2 separate regions of the Homo sapiens genome follow, and region 1 is linked to region 2. A link is a contact called in ENCODE Hi-C or POLR2A ChIA-PET data. All regions are on one chromosome and are shown on one strand. Each heading gives the region's core, a stretch centred on a gene start or an enhancer-like site at or near the end of the contact. The rest is flanking DNA. Distances are from core to core; before and after follow the strand shown.

What was found. A loop is a pair of places that touch in the nucleus more often than their neighbours do. ChIA-PET counts read pairs that join two places held with the same protein, here RNA polymerase II (POLR2A). Pooled maps may share reads with other maps.
Region 1: a loop to region 2 is called in a map of endothelial cell of umbilical vein, with 3 times the contacts of the local background. The contact joins the enhancer-like site here to the promoter of CDKN2B in region 2. A Hi-C loop is called at or near these places in 4 of 168 maps with a recorded cell type or tissue (HCT116, PC-9, chondrocyte and 1 more) and 5 of 50 pooled maps. POLR2A ChIA-PET finds 5 or more read pairs at or near these places in 6 of 52 experiments (AG04450, Caco-2, HCT116 and 3 more).

What each region holds. Positions count from the first base shown.
Region 1 is chr9:22,210,325-22,214,576 of GRCh38, forward strand. No RefSeq gene overlaps it. Among named protein-coding and RNA genes, the nearest start is that of CDKN2B, 200 kb to the left of the region's middle. Within about 2 kb of position 1,532, at least 5 of the 41 ENCODE cell types and tissues checked have a DNase peak (open chromatin) inside an H3K27ac peak, as active enhancers do; they include HCT116, PC-3, PC-9 and 1 more, where a contact is called at or near this core.
Region 2 is chr9:22,007,613-22,011,539 of GRCh38, forward strand. It overlaps CDKN2B (cyclin dependent kinase inhibitor 2B), which reads right to left and starts at 1,693. Exons shown (of 2, transcript NM_004936.4): 1 at 1,186-1,693. The coding sequence starts at 1,341. The region is part of intron 1 of CDKN2B-AS1 (CDKN2B and CDKN2A antisense cis and trans regulatory RNA 1); the gene reads left to right. RefSeq lists silencers at 1,035-1,234, 3,358-3,652.

The DNA.
Region 1 (4,252 bases), core at 282-2,781, 200 kb after region 2:
ATAATATTATGTCTTCAACATGAATACAATATCTTAAATTTCATGAAACATGGCACACACTTGTTCTGTGTAGTAACTGTAATAAGGCAGACATCGTTAAATGCCCTATTTTGTAGATGGTGACTCAGAGGTCAAGTAATTTCATTATGACTGGCCAAGTGGCAGAACCTGAACTGGAAAGGGGAGTGTGGTGCCCTTTCCATTGCTTTACATTTCCTTGTAAATGTCAAGAGCAGCTGAATGTTAGTATTCTTTTCAAACTGCAAAGTGACTTTTCAGCAATTGGGGTTGTTGTTTGAAATGTTTTTGAATGGCTTGTCTTCTATCTTTCCCTCATAGGAAAAGAAAAATACGACACATAGCCATGATTGAAGACGTGTACCTTCATCTGAGAAGACATCTGCAAATATTCTGGTCACTATTAAACTATATCCAATTTTTAAGTTGTTTATTTTTAAGTGAGGGCTGTTTTTATAGATAAAGTTTAAAAAGTCTGGCATTGTTGACATATATTTTACATTAACCTTTGCTTTTGGAAGAACCAGATATTCCCAATGTTAGTGTAATCGATCGTATTTTTTTGATTGTTATGTGGCAGTTGCATGTATTACGTTTTTAAGTTGTCATAATAACCTGGTGAGAGAAGTACTATTATTATTTGACTTTTGTAGATGAGAAAATTGAGAGACAGAAAAGTTAAGTGACTTGCCCAAGTTTATACAGCTAGCAAGTAGAAAAACTGAGATTTAAACTCGGGATGGACTTGTTCCAGAGCCCATGTTTTTAACCACAGCATTATACTGACCCGTCTTGGCACTGCACTGATGAGGTGTGTGATCTTTCTTAGGTCACCTAATGGTTTTGGTTTTCAGATTCATTTATGAGAAGGAGAATGCATGGGATAATTTATTTTCTGAGCAGTATTCCTTGTATGCTTACATGCCTTTATTTAGTCCTCACAAGAACCCTAGACATAGATAGAATTATTATCATCCTTATGTTACATATGGGAAAATTAGAACTTAGAGAGTTCAAGTAACTGCTAAAGGTGACATAATCGGTGTAAGAACTGGGAATCACCGCCAAGATTTCAATCACTATGCTTTACTGTCTTTCCTTTTTAGGGGCTTATGCTGCCGTCAAATTCTTTACATTGAATCCTGGCTTTTTATTTTAGAGTCATAATGGCAATATGTTTGTTTCATAAAACCTTTCATTTAGAATTCATCCAAGAAGTGACTTAGTCTACTTATGGCTGCAAATACTGGGGAGCCATTAGCACAGTGACAGCAATCTTAACAATGAAACATTGTGCTATTAATATTATATTATTATTTTTTTGAGGAGTCACATGTGTAGCAAACAGGATGTAACCGGACATGTCAGGCAAGCTGTTGCTAACCCTGAAGACTACAAGGGATTAAATTCTCATTATTCCTCAGAGTTAGTCCCCAAATATCTGTGTATGTTCAGTTTCTTCAGTTTGGCAGGAAGTTTTAAAGAACTAAACAGCATGCCCTTCCGCCTGTGGCATATTCATAAGCTATTTTTGGGTGAGTCATCGGAATTCTGTGGTTTGTATCCTGAAGGGGGAGAGGAGACACTGTATGTTTAGCCTTTTTTTTTTTTTTTGAAACAGCTAGTTGAAAAAAAAATTCTTTGATAAAAGTTCAACATTAGGTAAGAAATATCTGCGGCAGGATCTTTCCATTGTGATAAATATTCCTCTCATGTTCACATCTCTGGGAATATTATACAAGTTTAATTATTTGACCTGTGCATATTCATGGCTTGACCTAGTGCACACAGAAGCTCTGGTCTGGTGTTTAGCTGAGGCAATTCATGGGGAATAAACAACTGGCTAAATGAGTCTTCTTCTGTCCTTGGAGTCTGCTCCCTAATGTCAAATCAATGCAGTAAGCTGGATAGAGTTGTGGACATTTATGAAAACACAAAGACCAAGCCAAACCTTTTGAGGCCTGTTAGGTAATATAACTAATACTGTAATTGTGGGTTATGATTAAATATTTGTAATGGTAAAAAAAAGAAGTGGGTGAAAATTGACAGTCTTTTTCTTTGTAACAACAAGAGAGCCTAAGAGGGAATTCCAGTAATTAATACATATTTTCCTATCTCATCAGGAAAAGGAGCTGATTGTTAATGGAAGAAGGAAGAAATACAAGTTTGTTGGGTATTTAGTATATGCCAGACGCTGTACTAGGGCTCAAAAAAAATTCCATAGAGACCATTTAGATCTGGCGAACATACTACTTTCAGAAACTGAAGCGAGTTTGTGGTCTACAGCATCAGTAGTCCATAAGACAGAGATTTAAGAAAAGAAATGGTGGTATTTAACACCCCTGTTCAATTATAGTTATCCATATGATATGACTGACTGATTTGTGACTGTCAACAGACGTATTCATAGAGGACAATTTCAAGTTAATCTTCAAAATGGGAGAGTTAAATTATTTTTAAAAAATAAAGAGTGACTACTGTTTGGTCCTTGAAATGATGTTAGGTGGATCATGAATTAGGCATTAAATGGCATTAAAACACATAATGAGAAAATTCTCTCTTTTTAATTCCCTTTCAGTTTTCTGAGTATGTCAAGCAGGAAGTTTCAGTGTGGTGTTAGTGAAATGTTAGCTCTTCTCAGGGCAGGCAACATCTCCCTTCATAACACTCCTTTTTAGAGTTACATTTTATTATGTTTTATTTCTGGCAAGTGAAATTGGTTTCCATTTATATGGAGTAGATATTAAAAATGTATTCATATGAAATATTAATTGATTTAAAAATATTAACTAAATAATACATGTAGTGAGCTGAATGGGCAATGGGACACCACCCTGAAGAAATTATCCACTGTGTAAAACTTCACAATTTTAGTGATTAAGAGGCAGATGGTTTCATAAAAGAAAACAAAAAATATAGTTTGTTTAAGATCTACCTGCTTGTCCAGAGCAGTTGTGTTCAAAGTGTGGTCCATAGACAAATGATGGTCTATGAACTTTTTGCCTGTCTGGAAAAAAATAAATATAGAACTCGTGAGTAACCATTTAGAAACTTTTATAGCTTTTATAGCTTATAGCTTATTGCTTTCATATCCAATTGCACAATATATTTTTCTAGTAATTGTTTTTGGTATTTTACAAAAGTGTCATTCTGTGATAAATTAGGGGAAAACCTAATCATTTGAGAGGGATTGATCTAAAACATATATTTAGAACAAGAACAAAACTAAGAAAAGTGGTAGTCTAAGCAGTTATGGAAAAAGAACATGCATTGGCAGAAAGTATGCAATCATCACAGGATCTAAAAAATAGGAATAAAGAGACTAAGATGGTACCTTTGTAAGGATTGGGACTGTCACAATTATCTTATGGTTGTATCCCAAGGATCCAGTGTAGGTCTTGTCATATAATCAGCATTTGATAAATATCTGTGGAGTGAATGAAGAAGTAAATGAATCAGTGAATGAGCTATGGTGCTTGGCAAGTAGGTCTAATGCAATCGCCAGAGAAAATGCTCTATTACATTGCAGTAATTGTTCATCATGCTTTTCCATTTATAACACTCTCTAATTCCCTTTTTTTCTAGATATATAAATATCAAGTCAACTTCCAAGTATGTATTAATTAGCTTGTCAGTGAATCTTGATTCCAAAAATGTGGTGCCTCAATTTAAAATAAATACTTTTAAATATTGGGTTGAATACTACAACAGGAAGCATAGACTGGATTGTGTTTCAGTAGGAAAAACCTCACTGTCTCAATGGCTTAATCCAACAATCACTTATTTCTTTCTCACATATATGTCTAACAAAGACTGACATAGGGCTTTGCTTATTACAGTCATCTCAACCTGTGTTTCCATGATAACCGTAACAAAAGATGTAGCAAATAACACACTGCCTCTTAGAGCTTCTGCCTGGAAGTGACACATTTTACTTCTATCCACTTTTTTTTTTTTTTTTTTTTTTTGGCGAAAGCAATGAATTCACATCTAATATCAGCGAGGTAGGGAAATGCAGTCCTACTATGTACCAGGAAACTGGAAAGCCAGAAAAATTTCTTGAAGAACACTACTAACCAGCATATACACCCATATGAATTAGATTAACAATAATTATTCTACCTCTGGTTGATCTTCTGTGATTGTACCAACAGCACTGAGTTTATGCACTGCCAGATAACTGGGCTGAATCGTCAATGTGGTGATCCCGTGAACATACTGCTGTTGATACACT
Region 2 (3,927 bases), core at 443-2,942:
AGTATACTTCTCATGTTTTGTTGGCTTGTTTCATTAATATTAGAAATGTTCATTTCATCTCTTAAAAACCGTGATAAGTTATATCTACTAGTGATGTAAGGATATTTTACATAGAAAAAAAGGGGAAAATAGCTGCTGTTAGTATTTCAGAAAATGGTGAATTACATATATAACTTGTTTTTATAATTATTAATAAAATTTTAAGTTTTTAAGATGCACTTTACAATATTTTTGCTCCTTTAAAAATCCCTCATTTGTTATACCATTATTCTAAGAATTCAAAAGAAATGAACACTTCTTTAAAATCTATACTATTAACAAGATCCCTTAATATTAGCTTAGTTTTAGAGGGTGATAGTGAGGTGAGTACTGAATATGACCACTAGCCAACGGTAAAGTACAAAAGAGTTGTCCGAGATTGTAAAAGAAATAAAAAATATCAGTACTAATTAAAGCAGGATTCGTACTTAAACATTGAATAAGTGTATTTTAACAATGAAGATAAAGATGCATTATTTATGAAGATCCTTTGCCATTCAAAAAGGACCTAACAGTTGCTGCAGGAATATTTTTGTAATCTGGGCACTGAGTATGATAATTAAAGAATGAGAAACCTATAGAACTATATATTTTTTCTCTTATGCATCACTCATAAGACACTGCTAACATAAAAGGAACTAAGTACTGTGGTTGAGGAATCCCGTCTCATTCTCAATTAACCTCTATGAGAAAACAATACAACAGATTTCATATAGTAGCTTAGAAGTTTACATTGATTTTTTCCATGTACTATGATTTTGTAGAATTCCTTAAATCCAATCTAGAATGCGTAACTTATACTTTACTTATCTTTATCGTTGAAAGCAGACAGACAAGATAATCTTCTTCCCTAAATAAGCTTTCCTTTTCTCCTTTTCTCCCCAATTCAGTCTATTCCTTGCATCTCTGATCATGAGATGGCAGAACAAAAACCACTAAAAAAAGCTTAAACAGTGGGTTTTTCAATGTCTCTCTTTAGGATTTTTGCTGGGTAAAAGCCTGTTTTACGCGTGGAATGCACACCTCCGGCCAACGGAGACTCCTGTACAAATCTACATCGGCGATCTAGGTTCCAGCCCCGATCCGCCGAGGCCGCGCCCCGCGTTCGCGCGCCCCCTGCCGGCGAGGCCCTGGGGCCCCAGCTACCTGGATCGCGCGCCTCCCGAAACGGTTGACTCCGTTGGGATCCGCGCCGGCTTCCAGGAGCTGTCGCACCTTCTCCACTAGTCCCCGCGCCGCGGCGCTGGCCAGACCCTCATCGCTGCCGCCCCCACTGGGCATGCCCTTGTTCTCCTCGCGCATTCCGCAGCCCCCAGACGCGCAGCGGCCCGGATAATCCACCGTTGGCCGTAAACTTAACGACACTCTTCCCTTCTTTCCCACGCTGCTCCGGCGCACTCTCTCCTTCCTAGGAGACCTGGGCTCAGCTTCATTACCCTCCCGTCGTCCTTCTGCGGCTTGGGGCCCCGTGCAGTGGCCGAGCGGCCGGTCGTTAGCTCCGGGCTTTTCCTGGCGCTCAAGAACCAGCGGGCGCGCCTGGATTGCTTCTGGGAAAAAGCGCCTAGCGCGGACGCAGCCGAGCTCAAAGCCGCTCTGGCCGCAGGGTGCGGACGCGTCGCGGAGTCCTCACTGCCCCGCCTCGCTCTGGCAGAGTGGGGAGCCAGCCGGCAAAGAATTCCGTTTTCAGCTGGGCCAAGGGGCCGGCGTCTCCCCACCCCCTTAGGCTCCGCCCCCTGTCCGCTGTGATCGCCGGGAGGCCAGGCCCGGGCCGACGCGTCACGAGGGCGGGGAAGCCTGCCCAAAGATGCTAGGACGCATGCGCCAGAGACTGGGCCAGGGAGCCGCCAGGAATGCTGGCTGCACTGCTCGCTGGATGTCCAGTAAAGCCAAGGCTAATATTTTGGGAATGTTCACCACTGCCCTCAGCTCCTAATCCCCAGTAGGCGGAGCAGAGGATTTCTGTTCCTTCAGCCAGCCAGTTGGTTTCACTGTGGAGACGTTGGTGGCTCCCTTGTGACCGAGAGAAAGTCATTCAAAATAACTCCGTGTTTCTTAAGATGTCTGAAAGCGACAGCTCTGCACCTGTCATACAAGTTAAATTCATCCCCAGGCAGTACTTGGGCTTCACAAGTTTCATAACTTGTATCAAACTTAGCAATTTTCTCTTGGATGTGTCTTTCTGTTTGAATTAGTCAACCATAAAAATAGAGAAAAATCCCGAGAATCATGTTTTGCGTGTGCTTTTTAATTCTTTCCATTTTTGCATTATGGATACAACCCTTAAAAGAGAAAAAAACTAGTTCGAGATTGAGAGTGGCAACCTGGCACACATAAGACAAAAAAAAATTATACTTTAAGAATCTGAGATCCCAGTTTCATCATATTTGTACAGTAAATCTTTGTTTGCACTCTTACCTATTTAAACCCACTTTGTCAGGTATCTTATTTTTATTTATCATGAGTAATAAAGGAAATTTATGCAGTAATAATGAAACATCATAAGAGAGGGGTGTGGTGCTGGGCTTGTCATTAAACAGGCTGAACCTGTCATTAAATTCTCTTCTGAAGATTTAAATGCCAAGTGCTTTTTTTCCCCTTCCTAATCTTCCTAGGTGAGTTTGAATCAACATTTATTACTTAAAATATTTAAAACATTTCAGCGGATGCTACATTGGATAGGAAGAGAACCGCAAGTTATGGATTTGTTGCCTAAAAACTTTGGTGAGGAACTGCATAAGTGGACCTCTCCTAAAAGTGAACAATTTTTGTTTACAGAATCATTTTGGTTCGGAGTGCTGAGGAAGACAAAGTCTTAACAGGAGGGCAATTGCTTGTGTATTGCAAAATGAGAGTCTTCACATGTTTTTTTTAGGATACCTTAGCTCTGACTCCTCATCCCCCAAATCCCTGTAGAATTAAAAAAAGCTCTTTCTTTTAAAGGCAGTGGAAGTGCCACCACCATGGAAGTGCTGGTTAGGGCTGAAAATCTACTGACAGAGCCTCAACAGAGCTGAAATCCACCTGGACAGGGAAGGGAACCGGGTAGCATTAATAACAATTTCTTTTTCTTTCCCATCCAACCCCCATTTCCTAGTCTTCAGTTTCTTAATTTCTCTACCTTTTACTCTTATGCTCTTGTTTTGACCTTTGAGTTTCTCTGAAACTTATCAGAAAAGTTAGGACAAGATAGTCTGACCCAATTCTTGAGCCATTTTCTTAGGTAGTAAATATGTCAGAAAAATGAAAGCTGTTTGGAGTTGATAAGGAAATGGAAGATAATGTTTTTCTTTGAGGGGGACATAAAGAATGGTGATAGGGAAAGAACCAATGACTAAGTAAAATGACTGAGAATCTTGCACGAGGCAGATGTGTGAGCTTCGCGAAGCAAGTTGACTGAATGAAAAACAACTTTGGGTAGGGAAAACGTTGCCGGGGGCATTCGCGCTTACTAGCACCACGGACAGCGCTTTGCTTATACTCAGGCCTGGGTGGTCCTAACCAGCTCCAGACAGAATTCTAAAGCTTCACACTTGATCTTCCAAAGCCCCTTTTCTCCCGTCAAATAGAAAGGACATTATGGAAGCTCAATGAATTTCTTTGAAAAACCAACCTGCTCAACCTGGTTTTCAAATATGATTGGATTTTATCTAATATTCTCTGTATAAAGAATATTATATAGTCTATATTTAGAAGACGAGAAGAGAAATCAAACTTATTGTGTACTCTGTACGAAGTGCTTTACAGCTGTTGTTTCATTTAATACTCATAAAACTCCTCTGTGGCATGTGTCCATATTTCAATTTTACAGACAAGCCAAAAGGATCAGAGAATTTGAGTGACTTGTATACTAGCTAATCATTGTTGGAGGTGGGTATAACTTTTGCGACT